Linked DNA regions of Homo sapiens: regions 2, 3, 4 and 5 are each linked to region 1. A link is a contact called in ENCODE Hi-C or POLR2A ChIA-PET data. All regions are on one chromosome and are shown on one strand. Each heading gives the region's core, a stretch centred on a gene start or an enhancer-like site at or near the end of the contact. The rest is flanking DNA. Distances are from core to core; before and after follow the strand shown.

Region 1 (2,741 bases), core at 167-2,666:
GAGCAGGCGAAGCGACACGATCTCTTCTCTAGGAAAAGAGGCGTGGTGGGTGCCCAGTGTTTGCGAAGCAGCCACCCATGGCCGACCTCTCGGGTCCACCCAATCGTGGCTATCTGCCTGGGTCCGGGCAGCGCCGGGCGGCCCCTCGCGGGTGGTCGAGGCGCCACGCACAAGAACAATCCCGACCGAAAGGCACGAACCGCCTCTTTTTGACCATCTGGAAAGGTTCTTAAAGGACCCACCGAGTGTTCCCACCCCACAGATACCATTTAAAAATCAAATGGATGTGTAATTCCACAGACAGCTACGAATAAAGATTTAGGACAGTGGGAAAGCCTCATCAAAAGGTACCGAAGCCCTCTGTCTGGCCCCAGCCAGCCACCTTTCCAAGAACCCAGGGCACGCCGCCGCGGCATACAATAAGACAGCCTTTCCCTCCTCGCCTTTCTCCACCACCATCCCCATTGCGCCCCCCTTTCCCGACTCCCCCCCCCGCCACACACAATCACACCACCAGTTCAGAAATCTCGAAGACAATCCAGCTTCGACAACAAACCCGAGAGACACCCAAACACCATTGTGCCCCCAAACACAAATGAAACCTGGCTGGGGGCGGGGGAAGGAGGGCACCTAGCTAGTCACGTTCTGCCAATCTCCAAACCACGCCATTTTAGACGATTTATCACTCCTTTCCTCCCGTCTACTCAAGAATTCTCCAGGATTCTAAGGAACCACTCCTTTGGTGTGGGGGGACCCCGGCTATGAAAAATCCACAATTTAGGCTATCCATTTCCATTCAACTTTCAGACTAGAATCCAGCCACACTCCTCTCCACGAATGAGCCTTGGGAGCCACCAGGAGGGAAGGAGAGAAAGACACGAAATAAATGACCACAACCACAGGTAGAATTTACCTGTCCGTTCGCTTTGGAAGGCGACGAGGCCACAGCCGCCTCCCCAGGCCTCTCCGCGGCGGCTTCTCCCTTCGCTGCGGTCTTGGAGAACTGGGCACCCATGCTGGCTTCTTCAACAAAGAAACTCAACAGATCCAAGAGGGGAAACAAAGAGCCTCGGGTTGGTGTAACGACGGGGCGAGCAGCAGCAGCAGCGGCGGCGGCAACAGCGGCAGCGGCACACACACCGGAGGGAGGGGGGTGGGGGTGGTGGAGAGGACAGAACAGAACCGATTAAATACACTCCGGATAAAAAAATTTTAGTCGAAGAGATCAAAAAGCAGCAGCACAGGAGGGAGGGAAAAAGGGTGGAAAAGTCGAGCACAAAAAAAGGAGCCCAAGTGTAGTTCGAAAAAAAAAGAAGTAATAAAAAAATCCCAGATTTGTAGCCGCACTGTAGACAAGAGGAAAATGGAGAAATCTCCCTGGTTGCTAATAAGATGCGGGGTCCAACGCCCAAGTGCACAGATGAATGGGCTCGCGGGCGCTGACGCGGCCCCCGCGCGCGTCGGCCAATCCGCGCGCCGCACACAAAGCAGGGGGCGGGGTCTGCGCGCCTGGCGAACAATGGAGCCGCGCTTTGCAAACGGTTTGAAAATCAGCCTCAGACCGAGAATTAATGTCCTCCAAATAAATAAATCAATTAAAAAATACATGGCACTCGTCTCTCTCTGCTTGAAAATAATAATGCATTTCTTGATTGGCTTGCTTTGTTTGGAATTAATTAACACGGGAGGGGGGTACTTGTGCATCGGGGCGGAGAAAGCGTTAACTTGACTCGCATTGACTCTCGTCGGTCTATATCCGTGTGTCTCTCTCTCTCCACTCGCTCCCCTCCCCCATCTTTCCGTGTGTTTATGTGTATGTGTGTGTATGCGAGTGTTAAAGACAATGGTTGCGATTTGTGTGTTTGCAGCATGTTTTCTTTCTTTTTTCCATATTGGTTTTACAGATAATGCTCAGGGTTTGTTTTTTGAACTGCTGCAATGGTTAAATCGTCCCAAATTGAAAGGTATTTAAACCACGAAGATCGAATTTCATCAAGCGAGATCGCAAGTTAGAATTAGGTCTGTAGGCCAGATGTGGAAAATGCAAAAGCGGCAAACAGCGAAGCCACACTCCCTTCCCTCTCCCACATTGGCATGAAATAAAATATTTTGAGATTGGCCTTGGGCGCTCAACAAATTCCCCCTTCTCTGGCTATTCCCAATTAGTGATTTTTTTCCCCCACAATTCAAAGTGAGAGCCATTTACAGAAGATCGAAACTCTTCGCGTTTTATCACTGTTTTAAATGACATAATTTTCCTCTATGGTGAAATGAGACACAGCCTCGAGTAGACGAATCCATATTTACAGTTGGGATGTTATTCGCGTCAATATGGATCGTTTTCAGCCTACTGCCAGAATCGAATGGACTCTTTTTGAACGTGTGTGTGAGTGCGCACGCAGGCGAATGTGCTCCTGAAAGGAAGGGAGGCAGCAGCAACGATGACATTCTAAACCGGATTGCAGTTCTAAGGAGAAATGTTCTGTATGTTGAGAGATAGCAAGATCCCTGAGCTCTCCAAGTCTAACTTGGGTTAGAGGAAAACCTTCTATAATGGTACACAGGATACCTCCATCTGTCACTGCACTCCTTGCCACCGAAGTACCAGACGCTTTTTGTGCGTGAGAGACAAGGCACTGACTTAAAGTATGAGGGGTGAGGGGAACCAAGGAAACAGCTTAATAAGCATTTTCTTCCCAAAGTTTTCACTCGTGGCAAAATCAGACCACCTTTTCTCGTTT
Region 2 (2,741 bases), core at 100-2,599, 2.9 Mb after region 1:
TGACAGAGTGATACCCTGTCTCAAAAAAAAACAAATTTTTTAAAGCTAGATTTAAAAATTCGTCTAGACCAATTACCCTGTAAAATATGAAGGGAAAATAAATTCATTATTCTGACTTTATGATGTGACAGTAGGAGTGGCATGTTTTTACACACTTCTGTTCAAAAGAGGGGCTTCACCTCTGCTTCCTCTACAATGAGCACCTTGCTTTTCAGACAGTTCTCTGCCATCTACTGAAAGAATTCTTCCTCCCAAATAATTATGACCCTCCCTCGTCCAGTCCCATGGACACTTTGGGAAGAAAAAGAGACCATACATACACTTAAGTTTCCCATGTAGATTTTTAAAATACTCCTCCAGATATAATGTCACATATAAAGCTTCTGATCATTTACTGGTTGATAAAGATACAAATTATTCTATCTTTTGTATCTCATTAAACAGCAACAAATGCAAATAGCAATTAACATGTTTTATTAGCTGCCTGCTCCCAATTAACGTGTGAACTAGTCCCAATACCTAGTAAACTACTCTTTGTAGTCCAAACAGCTAGAGGCATAGCAGGTGTGCAAAATCTCTGAATGACTAAAACTGTCGTTTTGGATACATGTTAACTTAGGTAAATAGCAAGAAAATCACAGCAAGTAACAGCAGGGCTGTTTAGCCCAAATATTCTTGAACAAATTTAAAACAGGTATCATTCAAGGATAACTCAGAGGAGTGTACAAAGTTGGAAGGAAAAGAAAAAACTAATGAACATTTCTACGTGCTGCAGCAAAGGCTCTACATACATTCTCGAAACTAACCCTCACAGCTCTATGAAGTATGACTATGGTGAGCGCTATTTTACAGAATAAGCTAAGATTTAGAGATATTTAATGACCCAAAGTCACAAAGCTTTAAGTGGACGCGCCAGACTGTCACTCAGATCTGTCGGATTCCGAGGGCTGTGCTCCTAACCCCACTATACCATCTGTCTCATACTTCGGAAGTCAGACGTTTTTCAACTGGCTAGGATAAAAGCGGCCAACGCTTCAATCCCACATCCCTCCCATCCCACGGCTCCCACTTGAGAGCTTCCCCACTGTCTCCTGGCAAGCAGCTCGCGCTGAGGAGGACCCGGGCTGGTGATCGATCGGCCCCCACCCAGGTAATTAGAGGGGTAACCAGGAAGAGTGAGAGGCCGAGACAGTACCACCCTCATCACGGGACCCTTTCACCCCAACGCTCCCCGGGGCTGAGACCCAGCGCACTTACACTACTCGATCCAGAGTGTCCATCGCTACCGCTACCTGCAACTCTTAACCAGGGGGCATGCACGTGCCCTCGGCGATTACGTGCGCCGGAACAGGCGGAACCGGAAGCTGCGCGTAACGCCACTTCCGGGGACGGCCTCGTAGAGGGCGTCTAGAGGCGCTGGCGGCCATCTTGATTGGAATCGCGCCCTGTTGTCTTGGTTACGGATTTTTGCCCCGGCTCTTTCCTGGAGTTACAGGTGCGAGGTAATACTTTTAAGTAACACTGGCCGGGCGTGGTGGCTCACGCCTGTAATCCCAGGATTTTGGGAGGCCCAGGCGGGCGGATTACCTGATAACAGGAGTTCGAGACCAGCCTGGCCAACATGGCGAAACCCCGTCTCTACTAAAAATACAAAAATTAGCCGGGCGTGGTGGCGGGCGCCTCTAACCCCAGCTACTCGGGAGGCTGAGGCAGGGAGAACTGCTTGAACCCGGGAGGCGGAGGTTGCAGTGAGCGGAGATCGCGCCACTGCACTCCAGCCTGGGTGACAGAGCGAGACTTCGTCTCAAAAATAAAATAAAAATAAAATAAAATAACATAGACCCTCGCAGTTTGATGTACGCGCTAGTGTGCATACCTGGAGTCAGGTATTCAGAAACCAGATTTTATTCTTCAAGGAATCCCAGGATGCTAGAAAGGTTGATTGATTGCACGGTAGGTACTCACATAAGCACTAAAAACATTGATGTGAAAGGGGCACTATTGACAACTATGCGATCTGTGTGACAGAATTTATGACTACCACAGTTGCCTAGTACATAAAAGATGCGCAGAAAATGTACTGCTGTTCGTGATTTTTCCCCAGTTTTTAAGTTACCATATACTTCACATACCATAAAATGTACCCCTTTACAGTGTACAATTCAGTGATTTTTGGTGTATTCACAAAGATGTGCAAATATCACCACTAATTCCAGAATATTTAATCACCTCAAAAAGAACCCCCCTGACACACACACCCAGTAGCAGTCCATGCCCCACTTCCCCCTCCTGCCAGCCCTTGGCAACCAATAATCTACTTTATGTTCAATGGATTTGCCTATTCTGAACATATATAAATGGTTTCGTGCAACGTATGGCCTTTTGTGTTTGACTTCTTTCACTATCTTTTTGAGGTTCATACATGTAGCGTGGATCAGTACTTCCATTTTGTTAGGACTGAATAATATTCCTTTGTATGGATATACCACATTTTGTTTATCCATTTATCAACCTAGGTACTTTTTTTATTTTAGACATAGTCTTGCTCTGTCGCCAGGGCTGAAGTGCAGTGGTGCGATCTTGGCTTACTGCGCCGTCCACCTCCCGGGTTCAAGCAGTTCTGCCTCAGCCTCCCAAGTAGCTGGGATTACATGCACGCACCACCACACCTTGCTAACTTTTGTATTTTTTAGTAGAGACAGGGTTTCACCATGTTGGCCAGGCTGGTCTTGAACTTCTGA
Region 3 (2,741 bases), core at 108-2,607, 2.8 Mb before region 1:
ACTGCACAAAGCGGGGGAAGTGCCAACTAGAGAGCCCTCACAACCAAACAAGCAGTACTTAGGTCGGAGGGAGAGAGTTGCTCCTGACCTACCAAGAAAACCACTTTTGTACAGAATATGAGTCATCATTATTGGGTGTTGTAATTGAGAGATAAATCATTAGTGTTTTTGTCTTTTTTAAAAAACATGTCTAAAAAGCTCAAAAGTAAATGCCAGTGTCATATTCTTTTGTTTGTTTTTTGAGACAGAGTCTCGCTCTGTCGCCCGGGCTGGAGTGCAATGGCGCTCTCGGCTCACTGCAAGCTCCGCCGCCCGGGTTCACACCGTTCTCCTGCTTCAGCCTCCCGAGTCGCTGGGACTACAGGCGCCCACCACCATGCCAGGCTAATTTTTCCTTTTTTTGTATTTTTGGTATTTTTTTTGTATTTATTATTTTGTATTTTATTTTGTATTTTTTGTATTTTTGGTAGAGACGAGGTTTCACCGTGTTAGCCAGGATGGTCTCGATCTCCTGACCTCGTGATCCGCCCGCCTCCGCCTCCCAAAGTGCTGGGATTACAGGCGTGAGCCACCGCGCCCGCCGCCAATGTCATATTCTTTAGACATATCACTGTCATTTCACAGCTTTCAAATACTTCCATCTCCTATGTATTATCGATGAAAACCTAAGTTTTCATCTTAGAACGGAGCTGCCCGACTATTAGAAGCGTGGAACCCAGGCTTGCCTTGTCGTCGGGAATGAGCACTAGAGGCACCTGCACGCAGGTGGAGGAGGGAGGCTGGCGGATGGAGAGGGCGAGGCTAGGAGGCCCTCGGGATGGAACCTGTCTCTTCTTTGGACACTGTGGAATTTCCATAAGCTGCTGGACACAGCTGATGGGTACCAGGTATGAGTGGCAACGTTTGGCAATTCCATTAACTGAAAAGAACTACCGAGAAACGGTGAGGCGGGGCGGCGAAGATGAGACCAGCTGCCCATCACTCCAGAGGACCTGCTGAAAGAATCTGAACTCACCACGCCTTCGCGTCCGCAAGGGAAAGGTCCGGCTGCCACGCCCCCGCGACCGCTGTCGCCCTGGGGAAAACACGAGAAACACCCGGCACCGCCAGGTTCCAGAGACCTTCGCAAAGTAAGGGGTAAATAAAAACCGTGGCCCCAGGAACTAGTAGTTCCCAAAGGGACCAAAACCGAGGCTCCCCCAACCTAGCCCGTGTTCACTCCAACTTACCCATTAATGTGGCACTCTCCGATGCCCTGATTTCCCAGTCCCCAGCGGCGACGTGTGTGGCGGGTAACAGAAGGGCCGCCACTCCGCCCCTGGCGTGAAGCGTAGCGACCCAGTTCGCAATCCAAGATGGCGGCCACCTGCGCCCCTTCTCCGAGACCCCGAGGCTCGGCTCCCAGAAGCCCTTGCACTCGACGCGGCGGCGGCGGCGGCGGCGGCGGCGGCGGCGGAGGAGGAGTGGTGGCCGCACATCCTAGCAGTGGGGCGTAGAGAAAGTGCGCGCCGCCGTCCCACCCACCGAAGGAGGAGCCTGTGCCTGCGACAAGCCCTGGATTTTAGTTGCGCTTGCGGTGGCCATGCTGTAGGTACTCTGCGGCCCGTAGACCTCCGTGTGTGCAAAGGGACGACCCCTCATTCATTCATTCTTCACGCGTGCGTGCATGCATACATTCTTAAGGATATAAACTGTGTCAAGTACCATTTTAGATACATTATTGGGGCTACAACAGTGCAAAAAAGTTGGTAAAAATCGCAGCCTTGTTAAGTGTACGGAGAAGCTCACGTTTTCTTCAGCTTCATTAACTTTTATATGCTCTGCTCGTTTTATTTCAAGCTTTTTGTCATTTATAATTTTATATTCTATAACATCTGCGGTTTTTTGTTTTTGTTTTTCTGTTTTTGGGGGGTTTTTTTTGAGACGGAGTCTGGCGCTGTCACCAGGCTGGAGTGCAGTGATGCGATCTCGGCTCACTGCAACCTCCGCCTCCCAGGTTCAAGCGATTCTCCTGCCTCAGCCTCCCAAGTAGCTGGGACTACAGGCATGCGCCACCACGCCCAGCTAATTTTTGTATTTTTAGTAGAGACCAGGTTTCACCGTGTTGGCCAGGATGGTCTTGATCTCTTGACCTCCTGATCCGCCCGCCTCAGCCTCCCAAAGTGTTGGGATTACAGGCATGAGCCACCACACCCAGCCACATGAGTGTATTTTTGACAGCAATGTAGTCACCAATAAACGAGTAACTTCAGTTAAAGTACTGTAGATTATAATACACAGCCCTGTAATCTACCCTGGAGTTCAACAAACGGTATTGAAAACAGACTGTGTTCCAGATGCAATAGGAAGAGAATAAATAAGATAAACAATACATAAATCCTGCCCAGAAGACGTTTGCAATTTTTTAAGAGGAAAAACATGAAGACAAATTGTTTTAAGATGTTTGCTATTTTCAATAGTTGAAAAATAAACAGGAGAGAAGGGATTATTTAACTGTGGGTATGTAGGGCTGAGAAAGGCACGCTTGACAAAGGAAACCTGGGCAGTGTTACCAGAAAGCGTTGCCAATCATGAGTCCATATAGTGAAGTGAAAGCAAGTTTATTAAAGAAGTAAAGAAACAAAAGAATGGCTACTCCATAGGCAGAGCAGTGGCTTGGGCTGCTGGACTGAGTATATAGTTTTTTTGTGTGTTGTTTGTTTGTTTTGACACGGAGTCTTGCTCTGTCGCCCAGGCTGGAG
Region 4 (2,741 bases), core at 93-2,592, 2.7 Mb before region 1:
CAGAACAAAATTTGCTACCATTGCAAGCAGTGGTCAAAAGGTGAAGCCAAGAAAACTAAGCTAAACAATGAAAGGGAGAGGGGTTGGAATTTATAAGTTAAAGTAATATACCTTACACTATAAATTCTGACTATCAACGATAGGCAACACTCAAAGGAAAGGATGGGGAATGTAAATGCACACACCTAGGTTCTACTCACTCATATTGGCTTTATTTGACCGCTTCTCAAATCTCAGAGGAGCCATATTGATATAGTTATGTAGCATTTTTATAATCATCCGAAGCATGGCTTAATAGAGAAATCTCGTCCTCTAAATTATACCTAATGAACTTCTCATTATAATATTTTACATTAGCCCAACCTACCAAGTAATCTTCTGCTCTCTCAATCTCAGCTGGAGCTGAATCCCAAGTCCCATATGTCTGGAAAGTGAAAGAACAGGCAAGCGTTCTGGACGTATAACTCAGTACCAGCCCTGCCGCTAACTCGCTGGCGGACAGTACAGAGCAAGCCACTTAGCTTTCCTGAACCCCCATGACCTTGGCTTGGAGCAGGAGCCCCAGGATAGATGATGTTTAATCTCCCTTCCAATCTAACAACCTATGAATTTATAGCAGAACGGAAATTTGGGCCACATTATCCATTAGGCATTCTGCTGAATGCCAGATTTTTTTTTTTTTCATAAGAAAAGAAACCCGACAGACTTCAGGGACTATGCTACTCTCAAAACCGATTTGAGTAACTGAAAACAGCACTCTGAATCCTATAAACTAAAACAGCATCGTATGAAAAACAGTTTCTACCTTAATAAAGCTAAAAATGTGAAAACTAACATTCTTGCGGCTGTGGAAAAACGAATCGCACTTGGAGTATTTTTTCTCTTAATGTATTATAAATCTCAGGTTGCTGTAGGTTACACAGAAACCAAAGTAATCCCGACTCAATTTTCAGGCCTGACACCCTCCAACATCACCCGGACTTTTAGATTTCCGGGAACAAGCAGAGAAGGAGAAAAAGTCACTGGGTTGCTGGTAAGTGACTGAAGAACTTGAGGAGTGGAGGGCAAGGTGGCCGCGCGGCCTCAAGGTCCCCTTCTCCACCCCAACCTATGAGGCCCAGAGCTGCGGCAGCTCCTGCCCGTCCTACTCCACCTCGGGGCGGCTACAGGCTTGCGGCCGCGGGAGTCACCTGTGAAGGAGTCAGGGTAGATGGACTCCAGGGCCTCCAGCTCGTTGCGCTGCTCCTCGCCGTAATCTGTCATCGTGGCCCTTGCTCTTGCCCATAGATCGCCCAGACACCTAGGCGGCGCGCAGCAGCCCAGACAGCTGCCGCGCCGGGAGAGCGGGCGGCGGCCAGGCGGGCGCAGGCGCAGAGTCCCCGGCTGGAAGGCCCAGGGCCCAAAGCCAGACCCGGCTTGCTTAACTGCAGCTCCGCGCCGGCCTCCGCCTGCTCCCTACTTCCACGTTCGACTCGTTCTGCCTGGCCAGGGGGCACTGATTTGCTGCCTGTCCCACACTCGCTCGGGACTTGCTGGGACGGTGCGCGCGGTCTGGCATTCGCCAAGGACACCTACAGCCGGCTCCTGGGCTTTGCAGGGCCTGAGCCTTAGAAGCCTCTCAGCGCTGCATCCTCGCTCGATGAGTCTGGGCTGAAAGGCCGGCATCGCGCGTCAGTGAAGGATAGTGTCGCTGGTGGCCGGGCTGGGGCGAGGGGCGTCCGATGCCTTCACCTTTTCTGGTTTCCGGTTTGACGCCGTGGCGTAGGTGCTGCGGGCTTGCAACCTAGTGTGGACTGGTGGGGCTCAGGAGATTTCTGAGCTTCTCGAACTCCGTATTGCTTGGCGTCCTACGGGAGTTGGACGAGAGGCTGGGACCAGTGTAGATTCCACTGGGCAGGGGAGCAAAAGCTCTGCACTGCCTTGAATGAGTATGGAAGGGTCGGTCTAACTGCTTAATAAGTCGGGGTGGATCCAGGAGGGAGAAATAGACCGGAGGTCCGGCTTCTCGGTTCAGATCTTTAGGCTTAACTTCTGATTTTGTGAAATGAACGCAGCTGGACGTATGATAGATCTCAAGATGTCTGTGATTGTGTATTTGTGAATTGATGAAAGGAATGTAGATCTCAGTAATAACAATTATCATATGCAATGTAAAAATTGCAGTACCCCGAGAAATGTTGAGAACCTTTAATTTGGTAATACGACTTCCAAGAATAAACTTGAGCAAGTAGCATGCATCTGTGATCTCCAAAATCATTGCAGCAATTACAAAGAAAATTTTCAAAGAACCATGATGGCAAAAGCTAAGAAAATGGCTAAATAAACATGGTTAGCTTTATGAAAATGATATTAAAAACTATGGTAACAATAATAAAGGATCCCATGTTCCTTTATTATATTATTGCGCTAAGTCGAAAAATGGAAAATTTTAAGAAAATACTCAAAAGCTGTTGCCCACTTTTCTGTATTTTTCTTTGTTTTGATTTCTCTGTATTAAAGCTGGTTTCACTGGTATAGTGGGAGGAACACTTTTTAAATGAAAGATTCCTAATGATGAAGCCCCTGAAGCACCAGAAGGCACCTTGATCTTTTATTGAGGAGTGCTGCTTACCTATAGCAGAGGAACACTTTGATACTGATTCCGTGTTTACGGTATTAAGGGTTGATTTCAGGCGTTCTTTTAAACTTTAATGAAAAAGTGGAGTCTCCTAACTATGATGACAATCAAATAAAATACATAA
Region 5 (2,741 bases), core at 85-2,584, 2.5 Mb before region 1:
CCAATATGGTGAAAGACTCACACTTTAAGAAAGAGTGTCCTATATCTGATCAATCTCTGTGTAGATTTTCAGTCTTATATGTCTCTTAAATTTATACTTTCTTCTCCCCACCCTCACTGTTTTAACTGTGGTCTTCATTTCCCTCCTACACTAATATTATAAGCTTCTAACCGTTTCTTTTTTCCTGAGTCATTCCTTCCAAGCCATCCTAAACAGAAAGCTTTCTAAACCACAGGCTTATGTGGGATAAGCAATGATCTGGCCCCCGACTATGGTATCTCCTCCTGTGCTGTCCAGAACTCGCATGTTGACACTGGAAAGGAAAAGGAAAGATGGATGAGAGAGACTGTGGTAAGCATGACTGAAATGTGTTCCCTTAATGGACATGGCAGAAGGAGACAAAGAAGTAAAAAAGCCATTCTTAAGATACCTAAGGTAAAAGGAACTACCCAGCTTTATAAAGGACTCCATGAACATACTCATGTCATTATTACTCTCAAGTTATCATTAGCATGAACTTAATGTCAGCAAGACCCTACATCTTAAGTGGTGTTAGGCGTGAATATTTCATCCAAAAAATAAAGCCAACTTTTAAAAAGTGATTATGAAGTATCAATGAAAGAGAATACAGACATACATGCGGCACTTGCCAACTAACATTTTCCCTTATGATAATGAGGCAAGACATCCACAAAATTCAAACATCATGCTTGCCAGATTTTTATGTTAGAAAAATTTAAGACCCAGATTGTAAAGACTACATGAAACTTAATATATTCATGTTGCCTTTGTTCATATGGGGTGAGGGGCACTGATTTATACCCCAATTAAAGAGGGACGAGAACTCCTCTGGCCTTGAGCACAGTTCCCTCTGACAACTCTGAAAGCCCGCCCATGTTGCATTTAAAAAGGTATCAAATGACACTGAAAGGGCGGGAGGTAGGCGAGCAAGTGAGTCACCCATCGCAGAGATGACTTGAGGGTCATACCAATACTGAATCTTAGAGTCAATAAACATATCTTACAAAGAAAATTAACTTCGGATTTCCTTTCAATCATGTATGATTTATAACTGTCATAACATTTTTAAAGTTATTGTTAGAAAGAAGCATTATTAGAGTAACTTTATCTTCACCTGCATTTGAAATAGATGGGGAAGAGTTTAAATTAGTTGAGTCCTAACAATTTAGGTGAGCAGAACATCCTATTTAGGGTGTGACTGTGCACCACACAACTGTCCAATGGCACTGTAACTGGGCTGCTCAACTAATCTGTACACCTGCCTATGCCTCTCCCTCGGGTCCTCTTCATCTGCTTCCTCCCACCACAGGGCACCTGACCTTGATTCCTGCCCAAGAATCCATTTGTAACACTGATGGCAACAACCTGCTTAATAAACGGCATTCAAGAAGTGAATTCCCAATGGCTGTGTGTTTCTGTAAATTTTAAATAATTTGATCGTTGTAAAAAGCCTCATAAGTTATTTTACCCTTCTATAGTATTTTTAAGTCTCTGCAGCAGCATAAAAGGGAATAGCTTCCCTTAGGTCACAGAATGAAAAGAACAGAGAAAAAGAGAGGCAGAAAGAGTGAGGGGGAAGGGTAAGAGAAAGGGAAAAACATGAATGAGAAAAAGCCAGGGGAATTAGAGGCTGGGTTTTCTGACAGCCCAGCATTTGTCTCCACGAGTCCACTTTAATGGATTCCAGGTGCATTCTGGGCTAAGCCGCCCAGCCTTCCTCACTGTAAGGTCATGAGAAGAAAACCTGATCTTTTTACTCACAGGGCTGTGGCTCCACATGTTTGAGGCCCAGCTACATTCTCCCGGCTTTTGATTTTCAGTTTTAACTTGCAATTTTGAGAAGTGAAAAACCCGAGAAACAGCTGCAGAGAACTGCATTTGAAGCCCAGCAGGCAATGCTGAGCAAGGCAGGCACACTCCTCATTTTCATACGTACAGCAATGAAACTGGTTCATTTCAATATGCTAGAGACCTTTTTTCTCTCTTTATATTTTATAATTATATTTTATTTTTGCAAATACACCCTCGGATGACACCATCCAGAAGTTTGCAATCACAGGCAAGAATTTAATACTCAGTCTGTTGCAAAAAAAAAAAAAAAACACAATTACTTCTCTGTCCAAAAGTTCAACTTTCTTTGTTTCCCTCACCAGTTCTCCTGATTTCCTGTAGCTAACTGGCTCCAATGCAAGAGTGAAGTAATTTCTTTCCTCTGTGATTTATTTTCTGTCTGATGATAAGTAAGGAAAAATACTATAAAGAGAGAACTAAAGAGTCACAACAAATACTTTTCAAAAACACAACTCCAGAGTGACAACATAGCTAAAATGGAGTACTGTGTACCAAGAAACCTAGCGAGAATAAAGTTATATATTCGTAACTATTCCTGTGTAATAATAACAAACTTTTTAGTAAAACTATGTGCCAGGCACATAATGCTAAGAGCTTTATATGCATTACTTCATTCAATCCTTGGGATGACCTTGTGTGGGAGGAATAACCCATATTTTACAGATGAAGAACCAAGTTTACAGAGTGTAAGGAACCTGTCAAAGGACATGTGGCTAACACAATGGCAGAGCCAAGATGCAAGGACAGATCCAAAGACCACTGGGCCAGACCTGTTCCTCAGGGTTTACAAATTAAGACAAGGAGCCATGAAAAGCCTGCTGCTTGGAAATGGATGCTGTATAATTCTATGTTATCAACCAGGGCTTGAA

Evidence for each region. Hi-C counts contacts between places; a loop is a spot of excess contacts on that map. ChIA-PET counts read pairs that join two places held with the same protein, here RNA polymerase II (POLR2A). Pooled maps may share reads with other maps.
Region 2: a map of transverse colon shows a loop between it and region 1 (26-fold over the local background). The contact joins the promoter of RPF2 here to the promoter of MARCKS in region 1. A Hi-C loop is called at or near these places in 2 of 168 maps with a recorded cell type or tissue (B cell and transverse colon) and 6 of 50 pooled maps.
Region 3: a pooled map shows a loop between it and region 1 (7-fold over the local background). The contact joins the promoter of KPNA5 here to the promoter of MARCKS in region 1. A Hi-C loop is called at or near these places in 8 of 50 pooled maps.
Region 4: a loop to region 1 is called in a map of gastrocnemius medialis, with 13 times the contacts of the local background. The contact joins the promoter of RWDD1 here to the promoter of MARCKS in region 1. A Hi-C loop is called at or near these places in 1 of 168 maps with a recorded cell type or tissue (gastrocnemius medialis), 1 of 37 single-sample maps with no recorded cell type and 8 of 50 pooled maps.
Region 5: a loop to region 1 is called in a pooled map, with 4 times the contacts of the local background. The contact joins the enhancer-like site here to the promoter of MARCKS in region 1. A Hi-C loop is called at or near these places in 1 of 37 single-sample maps with no recorded cell type and 4 of 50 pooled maps. POLR2A ChIA-PET finds 5 or more read pairs at or near these places in 1 of 52 experiments (HEK293T).

The regions. Positions count from the first base shown.
Region 1 is chr6:113,856,020-113,858,760 of GRCh38, reverse strand. It overlaps MARCKS (myristoylated alanine rich protein kinase C substrate), which reads right to left and starts at 1,416. Exons shown (of 2, transcript NM_002356.7): 1 at 914-1,416. The coding sequence starts at 1,015. RefSeq lists enhancers at 1,335-1,384, 1,172-1,715, 1,716-2,261, 2,532-2,581, 2,602-2,661.
Region 2 is chr6:110,980,646-110,983,386 of GRCh38, reverse strand. It overlaps RPF2 (ribosome production factor 2 homolog), which reads right to left and starts at 1,349. Exons shown (of 10, transcript NM_032194.3): 1 at 1,258-1,349. The coding sequence starts at 1,280.
Region 3 is chr6:116,679,827-116,682,567 of GRCh38, reverse strand. KPNA5 (karyopherin subunit alpha 5) reads right to left here and starts at 1,357. Exons shown (of 14, transcript NM_001366306.2): 1 at 1,230-1,357. The coding sequence starts at 1,233. RefSeq lists enhancers at 1-776, 777-1,760.
Region 4 is chr6:116,570,105-116,572,845 of GRCh38, reverse strand. It overlaps RWDD1 (RWD domain containing 1), which reads right to left and starts at 1,342. Exons shown (of 7, transcript NM_015952.4): 1 at 1,191-1,342. The coding sequence starts at 1,263. RefSeq lists enhancers at 1,088-1,187, 1,408-1,737, 1,768-1,947 and a silencer at 1,288-1,367.
Region 5 is chr6:116,404,369-116,407,109 of GRCh38, reverse strand. All of the region lies in intron 2 of DSE (dermatan sulfate epimerase), which reads right to left. Among named protein-coding and RNA genes, the nearest start is that of DSE, 35 kb to the right of the region's middle. RefSeq lists a silencer at 817-1,026 and an enhancer at 1,990-2,039. Within about 2 kb of position 1,334, at least 8 of the 41 ENCODE cell types and tissues checked have a DNase peak (open chromatin) inside an H3K27ac peak, as active enhancers do.